Linked DNA regions of Mus musculus: region 1 is linked to region 2. Evidence: chromatin contacts called from ENCODE Hi-C data. All regions are on one chromosome and are shown on one strand. Each heading gives the region's core, a stretch centred on a gene start or an enhancer-like site at or near the end of the contact. The rest is flanking DNA. Distances are from core to core; before and after follow the strand shown. Region 1 holds the start of Olfr223 (olfactory receptor 223). Region 2 has its middle 3.6 kb from the start of Nlrp3.

What was found. A loop is a pair of places that touch in the nucleus more often than their neighbours do.
Region 1: a loop to region 2 is called in a map of CH12.LX, with 2.0 times the contacts of the local background. The contact joins the promoter of Olfr223 here to the enhancer-like site in region 2. A Hi-C loop is called at or near these places in 5 of 37 maps with a recorded cell type or tissue (CH12.LX, CH12F3, Patski and 2 more).

Annotation. Positions count from the first base shown.
Region 1 is chr11:59,587,511-59,591,907 of GRCm38, forward strand. It overlaps Olfr223 (olfactory receptor 223), which reads right to left and starts at 2,577. Exons shown (of 1, transcript NM_146429.1): 1 at 1,618-2,577. The coding sequence starts at 2,577. The coding sequence ends at 1,618.
Region 2 is chr11:59,536,962-59,541,298 of GRCm38, forward strand. No RefSeq gene overlaps it. Among named protein-coding and RNA genes, the nearest start is that of Nlrp3, 3.6 kb to the right of the region's middle. Within about 2 kb of position 1,581, at least 1 of the 3 ENCODE cell types and tissues checked has a DNase peak (open chromatin) inside an H3K27ac peak, as active enhancers do; it is gastrocnemius, where a contact is called at or near this core.

The DNA of each region.
Region 1 (4,397 bases), core at 1,327-3,826, 52 kb after region 2:
CAACCACATGGTGGCTCACAACTATCTGTAATAGGATTTGATGCCCTCTTCTGGTGTGTCTGAAGACAGCTACAGTGTACTCATATACATAAAATAAATTAAAAATTCTAAAAACAAAAGTTAGATTGATAAGGGGTGGAACTGTGGTAGTTGAGCTTGATTGTCAACTAGTATATAGAACTGGAACCATAGGACAAACATGGGCACATCTGTGAGGGCTTTCTAGATTAGGTTACCTGTGGAGAAGACCTAAGTATGAGATGTATCATCCTATGGGCTGGATTCCCGGACTGAATACAAAGGAGGAAGTGAGCTGAGCACCTGCATTCCTCTTTCCCTGCTTCTGTTTGTGGATGTAGCATGGCCAGCCATCACAACCTCCCCTTCCATGATGTCTTCAGAGATGACACCCTTGATGTGTGAGCAAGCATAATCTTTTCCATAAGACACTTATCCAGTGTTTTGTTGCACCAGTGAGACAATGTTTAATACCACACCCCAAAGAATGGAGTCACCCATAGCTCTGGCATAAGACTAATGCTAATTCAATAGAGACAAACCCATACTCTCTCTTGGATCAAACCCCTGTTCAACTGCTGCTGCTTGGCAGGTATGCATTAAGTGGGTGGAGCTTCACAGACGGGCCCTTTCTAGTCTGTAAAATATAGTGAAATAGGTAAATTCAGCAGATGTAAGTGATAAAGTATAAATAGTAAAATGCCACATAAAGACACCGAGTGATGATCGTCTTAAATGATTTGGGAAAAGTGAAGCAAATATACAATGGTGTTGTTACAGTGATTACTTCACATTCATAATGAAGTTAATTGTGTTGGCATAGATGAGGTAAGGGTGTGATTACTTGTAGGTTGGCAAAGTGTTTGAAGGAAAAGGAAGATACAGGATTCTCAGACAGAAGAGGTTAAAATAGTTCGAGTAGGTGCCTGGAGAAATCTAATGAAATCTGCTTAAAATTCTTACTTAGAGCTTTAAAAAAAAACTTTTAATGTTTTCTTAGCAAATGTTAATGATATAATAATAGGTTTCATAATGCATATAATTTATTTTTAATAATATTTACATCCCTATTATCTAATTATATCCGTCTCACTTCTGGTGATCCTGTTCTTCCCAACTGGTCATCTTCAACTTTCACGTGGGTTTTTTTTCTTGTTTGTTTGATGACCAATGAGTTTATTTGGGGTTATTTACAGGAACGTAGGCTATGGACTATTGACAGAGGCATGGATGGATGACTTATCAGTGGCTACATCACTGAAGGGACTGTGTCCGTTCCCCCCCTTTTTAAGAGCATGTGACCAAAGAGCAATTACTAGAAGGGATTTATAGACAACACTTTTCTTTCAGTATTCAGAAGATCTATAGGCCATTTCCCTGTTCCCTCTGTGGATAGAAATATCTGGGAAGAGTCCAGAAAAGTGCAGTGGCCCTATCTAGAATTCTAGAAGACAGAAGTCTCTGGTCAAAAGAGTCTTTGTTGTTATCAGAGTGGCGGACTTTGAGAGGTGAGAATTCCAGCCTAAGGTCTTACGTTTTTGGAAAAGCAAACCTGCCAGCACTAACTTACATATGGTAGCTGGAGAAACCAGACAGAGATCACTGGCCTTTCAAAGATATCCCCTTACTCTGGGATGTTAGGACCTTCTTCCAAGCTTCCTTCACATCCTTGTTTCTCAGAGTGTAGATGAGTGGGTTGAGGAGCGGGGTGAAGACACAGTAGAAGAGGGACAGGAACTCGGACTGAGTGTTGTTGCCTGGTGGCTGGAGGTACGTGTACATACCAGGTCCAAAGTACATGGTGACCACGAGCAAGTGAGAAGTGCATGTGCTCAAAGCCTTGCGCCTTCCCTCAGCTGAGGGTAACTTCAGCACAGCCCTAGCAATGAAGATGTAAGAGATGAGCACTGTCAAAGGAGACACTATTCCAAAAGGAATAGCTCCCAAGGCTAGGGACAGGTCGTTTGTGGTGGTGTCACTACATGCCAGTTTAATCAAAGCAGGCACCTCACAGAAGAAGTGGTCCAGTGTGTTTTTCGCACAAAGGGTAAGGTAGAGGGTGAGTGTAGCTTGAACCAGAGAATTGGCCAGGCCACTGGCCCAGCATACAGCTGCCAGCCACACGCATGCCCAGAGATGCATGATGAGCACATATCGGAGGGGACAGCAGATGGCCACATAGCGATCAAAAGCCATTACTGCCAGCAGAGCGCTTTCGGTGCAGCTGGTCCAGTGGAAGAGGTAGGCCTGCGCAATGCAGCTCCAGGAGGCAATTGTCTTTTCTGGGCCCCAGAGATTGACTAGCAACTGTGGGACAATGGTGCACGTGACACAGAGGTCCAGCAGAGACAGGTTGTCTAAGAAGAAGTACATGGGTGTTTGGAGCCTAGGCTCCACCAAAGAGAGGACGATGATAGAGCTGTTTCCTATCATGGTGAAGATGTAGGAGATCAGAAGCACTCCAAAGAGGGGCATCTCCAGCCATGGGTGATCAGAGAAGCCCACCAGAACAAATGTGTCGGGGAAACTCACATTCTGCCTTTCTGTGGTCACCTGCATTGTGTATGCCTGTATGGGAAAAGACAATATTTGAAGGTAAAAAACATTTTTCCCTTTTAATAAGTCCAAGGCAACATCTTCAAAAAGCCCACTGAATTTGTGATGTTGTGTTAGAGAGATATTCTCCACGGGTGCTTTGAATAGTTTCCCAGAACCTAGCTGGTTTCATATATTGCTCAGCAGTTAAATTACAAGTCAGGTTAGAGTGAAACTATCCAAGGTATAATGAAGATATTTACCCAAAGCCTCATCTCTCAACTAGGGATTTGTTCGCAAGCCTCACTCTGCCTCCTTGCTTCTGTGATTCCTTGCCTCCTAATAAGTTAGCCTTAGCAAGCTTCCACCCCTTTAGTGCGTTCAGCAAACACGATGCTGCAGTTTCATCCAGGAAGGTCAGGCTTTCTTTCACTTGGCATCTCTTTCAAGATGAGATTTGAGGGAAACACTACCTAATGTTTCCTTTAAGTGCAGGTAGACCAAGGGCGCTGGGACTCAGATGGGAAGTCAGAAACTTGAATTTGTAACACACGGACACATCTCTGCGGACTCTTTATACTCAGGGAGGTCAGCTCTCATTTTGCCCCAGATTTTATCATGGCGATGTGAAATTGAAATCGAATTCACTTAACTAATTTAAATATATAGGTTTGTTATTTTAAAAAATGCATTTTATTACCATTTTCCACCATCCACCTGTAGAGTCATTACTTCTATCAAACTCAATCAATTCCTATCAAACAGTATCCTCCTGACTACTACAGTTCCAGAACCCAGCACCCATCATTCTAGGGACTTATTTTTTTGTTATTATTTCCATTAGTCTAATTATCCCAAAGTAATTTCATTGAACTATATTTGTAACTTTTTCATTGGCTTATTTCATTTACACCATCTCACCTAGATTCATCTATGCTCTAGGCTAAGTCAGGATTTCCTACTTTTTAAAAGGCCAATTAACACTAATTTTATGTTTGCTGTCTTTTGTCTTTACCCACAAACCCTGAGCACATCTGTATTTTGCCTATTGGAAACACTGTTGCTGTAAATGTGGTTTTCCAAACACCACGTTGAGATTTAGCTTCAATACTTTTAGTATGTACTCAAAAGTGGAACGTCTGGATTTTATTGTAATTATATTTTTTATGCTGTATTGCAGAATCTTTGTTCAATTTAGCTTCCCACCACCAGGGACTGCTTTCTACACTCTCATTAGCACTTATTATCCTCACATAGCAAAGAGATGATGTAAAATCTACCAATTTTTTTTTTATTCTCAACTCTCTGCTCTACAGAGAAACGGCCAGCTGGATCCAGGAAGGAGGCCTTAGGTGTCCCAGAGCAAATTCCATATTCACAGGAAGTTCCACAACATAGAGCGGAAAGCAGACACAAAGAGGAGGCTGGCAATGACCCAGAACAGTTCCTGACCCAAGAGTAAGATTAAAGATAAAGCCTTTGGTCCTGGTACCAAGTGAACAAAGAAGAATGATACTTCAGCCCTACTACAACTTGGCCCTCTCATGGACATTGTAAATGTTGCCACTGAAAGAAGCAACAGGACTTAAAGCAACCAACTGCAGATGCACAAGATCTGTGCAGAAGCAAAAGCAACAACATGAAAACCAAGATAGCATGTCTTCTCCAAAAATCACGAACCACACAGTAAGGTACCCAGTGAGCATGAGTTGGGAGAACCTCCAGATGAAGAATTCGAAAGAATGCTTATTACTGTGTTCCAAACACAGAAAGGAGGAGTTGGAGAGATGGCTCAGTGGTAAAGAGCACTGACTAGTGTTCCAGAGGACCTGAGTTCAATTCCC
Region 2 (4,337 bases), core at 331-2,830:
GAAAGGTTTATTTTAAACATTTAAAATTTTTATTTATTTTTATTTTATGTGTATGAATGTTTTGCTGTATGTCAGTGCACAATGTGTATGGTACTCTTGGAGGCATTGGAATCCCCACAACTGAAATTACAGAAGGTTGTAAGCTGTCACGTGACTGCTGAAAACCAAACCCAGGTCCCCTGTAAGAGCAGTGAGTGTTTTTAAATGTTGAGCCATCTCTCCAGCCCTGGACAGGTTTATTTTAACTCAGGGTTTCAGGGGGATTTCAGTCTCTCATGCTGGAGAAGGCAAGGTGTATAGAGTAGCTCCATCTATAGAGGTGGGAGTGTATGGTTGCAACCCGCTGGAGGCAGAGTGCAGCCCTGATCCAGAAATGAATTAAACCTTCTAGTCTTGCTCTGCCATCAGGGTCCGGTGCTCTAAATGTTCTACAACCTCCCAACACAGCGCCACCTGCTGGGAGTCAGTGGTGCGACCCCATGAACTTCTGGTAGACATTTCATATTTAAACCCTAACCCCTTGTCTTCTGTGGCTTATTTGATGTACTTAAAAATGTTATTCTAGAAAGGATCCATATCTGCCTCGGGCCCACAGTGGGGTCGCGGCTCAGGCAGATGAATCCAGACTTCCTGCTTTCATCTGCTTTTGCTGCTCTGCTCTGAGGGGCGTGGTCCTCTGAAGGCTGATGAGAATCTTGACACATATCCAACCCCTCACACCACAGATTTCTTGTAATTTAACTTGGCCTACTCCGTTGTCTCAAAGCAGCAGCGTCCACTCCCCACTGATCACAGAAAACCTCCTGCTCCTATACACACACCCCTCTTAGCGTGTCGCAGCTGTGTCCCACAGTGGTCAAAGCCTTTGGGGGGTTAGTTTGCAAATTTAATTCAGCATTTACGAGGAGGGATCAGAGGTTCAGGGACATGGATTCCTGCCAGTGTGAGCAGCTTATGTGCAAATCCCACGTTCTGTTTAACTCCCCCATGGTATCATCTTACCCTCCTGTAACTATAGGAACAAGCCTGTCCTGTTCATCATGTAGCTAGCTGCTCCTAGCCTAAGTCTTTCCTTTTCTCTTTAGTAGGTTGTCTTTGTACCAAATGTTAGTGTGAGTTTTGCTTGGTTTTTGTTTCTCTCGAGTTTATTCGACTTTAAATAACTTGTGGTAGCCTTCCGTTTCAGGTCACTGTTTAGAGTAAGCTTTTGGGGCTCAATAAAGGCAGTCTTTTTATTTCCCCGTGTACTCCTCTGCCTCTGTGGGGCTTGTGTTTTCACGAGATACGCCGAGAATTGCTGTGTGTCCCGGCAATATTTGTTGGTTTTGATCTTCTCATATCTGCAACGAGTTAGGAAGCATGGGGATTGTCTTCTTGACCAAATGTCATTATCACCAGAGGATCTTTTAAAACATCAGAACAGTATAACACCACTTTGTTCTTCCACTTTTGACCGTTGTCTTACAGAAGAGGCAGTGAGTGGGGGCGGGGCCATCAAGTGGTTGCCACGTTTGGGGTTTGGGGGCGCTATTGAGCCTGCAGGCTGGAGCACTGCCTGTTCTCCAGGAGCCTCCCGTTTCTCTAAGTGACCCGCATTCTGCAATGGCTGCAGCCAGCTTACAATTGCACAATTCCTCCTCAGAACATTTCTGCTGACTTCCTAGCTCCACAGAAATCTACTAGAATGGCTGGCTTTGTAAATAAGACTGCCAATTCTAGAACCACGTGCTGGCAAGGAGGCGGAGCCGGTGGGTCCCGCACACCCTGCGGTGGAAAGCAAAGGCAGGGCAACCATTTTTCAAGTTGTCTGGCAATGCCTTCATCAAGTTTGTGCTGCAGTAACAGAGTAACAGGCCTGAGCTTTCTGGATCTTAATACAAACAGCGCTGTGAAGAGAGCATTGTGAGGAGGCGGCACATTTATTTCCTTTGCCTGTATACCCAGAAGGATAGCTGAGTCCGCTGATATTCTATTTCTAATTTATTTAGAACCTCCATATTGGTTTCCCACCACGGCTGTACAGATTTATATTTTCAGCCGCATGGAGTCGTTCCTTTTTCCCTAGCCAACATTTATTGTCTTTTTGGTAATATTTATTCTACCAGGCTTGAGCTAATGTTTCATTATGGTTTGTGTTTGCTTGTCTGAGGCAGAGATGTATGACTGAGGCTGGCCTGAACTCACTGTGTAGCTCAGGCTGGCCATAATCTTGTGAGGACCTTCCTGTCTCAAACTCCAGAATGCTAGGATTACAAAAAAGGGCTTCTGTGCTTGGCTTGGTTCCAAATAAAAAGATGATGATGATGATGGTGGTGGTGATGATGGTGATGATGATCTACAGTACTGACCAACCAGGCAGGAGGAGTCTACTGGTGCTATCGTGTTGTAGGAAGAAACCAACCAATTTCCTATTGGATTTGAGCCCTGAACATAAGAGGGAATTCATATTTAGTATTATAAACATGATCAAACTCCAGTTTCAGGGGTTTGACCTCTTCCGACCTCCCTGGGCACTAAGCACATGGCAGGTATATCTATATACATGCAAGCAAAACACTTTTTATTTATTAATTTATTTATTTAAGCAAAAACACTTGTACACATAAAATAAATAAATCTAAAAATATGTTTGTTTGTTTGTTTGTTTTAAAAAAACACAGTACCCATTCCATACCCAGGAGACAGCGTTTTATATCTCCATCTCCTTCCCTGCCTCTTCATTCCTTTCTGCCCCCGCCTGTTCACAATGTTTCCCAAGCCTCACGTGAGTGAAATGCATGTCCCACCTAGGACTGACGTACAATAGTCTCTCCTTTAAAGATGTTTTCAGGCCAGGCGTGGTAGTGTACACCTGCAATCCCAGCGCTCAGGAGGCACAGACAGGCAGATCTCTGTGAGTTTGAAGCCAGCCTGGTCTACATAGCAAGTTTCAGGATAGCCAGGGCTACAAAGAGAGGAGGCTCTGTCAATAATAGTAATAATAATAATAACAATTTTATAGTCAATTTTATTGATGAACATTTTACAGTTCCTTGAAATTATGTCTGTTTGTTTGCTTTTTTGGAGGGGGCGAGGCATGCCACAGCACAAGTCAGAGGACAGCTTGTAGGAGCTGTTTCTCTCTCTCAACCATGCGGGTTTCAGAGATTGGACTGGGGCCATCTTTTACTTGCTGAGCCATCTTGCTGACCCTTCACCAACTCTTATGTGGGACTGGGGACCAAATTGAGGGCTTCATACATTCCAGGAAAGTACTCTATCTACGCTCTGTCTACAGCTTCTTGTCATTTTGATTTGCTATTATCTGAGGACTGGTGACGTTGAACACACACTCCTGTGGGCTTTTGACTTCCTTTTTTGAGTGGTGTTTGCTCATCCTCCTATGATGGAGTTGAATGAGAGTCTTGCATATTTTTGCTATTAACTGCTTATCTAACCTGTGGTTTACAAATGTCTTCTTCAAGGTCATTAGTGGCTTCTTTGAGCCACTCTTGTGTCCTCAGAGCTTTTGAGTTCGATTGATTGGTCTTGGTAGCTTATTTTGCCTCTTGCTGTGTTGCTTTTTGGGAGATGCCTAAAAACCTTCACTACTGTATCAACAGGCTTTCCCTGTCTTCTAGGCTTTTGGGGCTTCAGATCTGCTTAGGCCTTTAGCACTCTGAGTGGATTTAAATGTGGTGTGAGATCAGATAGTTTTATTCTTCAGCATGTAACTATCCAGATTTCTGGAGACCAACCTAGTAATGCTTTTTGCGTTTTGCAGTACTTGGGACCCAGTCGTTGGGCATACCCAGGGTCTTGGGCACGCTCAGTAAGGCAGGGGGCTCCTGTCTTCCTGAGTCTGGCTGGTCTGCTTCTCTTCAGCCTTAGCATTTGCATTCCTGTTGCTTCTGTCCCTGAATCAGCAGAGTCTCTGCCCTTTCACCTGTAGAGTAGCATGAGGAGCTGCCTCATTCAGGACACTGAGAGAGTACCTCTTGCTCAGAGTTGGTTGGAGTCTCTGCCATGGTCAGACAGTGGTTCTACAGTGACCAAGGGTGGCAGAGAAGCAGGTCTGAGCGGCCATCAGTTCCCTTGTCCTTCGGGGTGTAAAGAAAGCCAAGCACTTTGGCTTTTTCCTGGGACACAGCCACCTCAGCCTGACAGGTGAGACCAAAAGTCATGGAGTAAGACTTATGCTTTTAAAACTAACAGGAGATGGAGAACACTTGGAGCTGCGTGCTGACCACCTCCATGCCAGGAGAAAGAAATTAGAATCTAGGGTTTCAAAGCCTGATTCTGTCCTCAGCTCTCCACACACTGGTTCTGCTTGCCACTGCTTATGTCCCCCTCTCTGG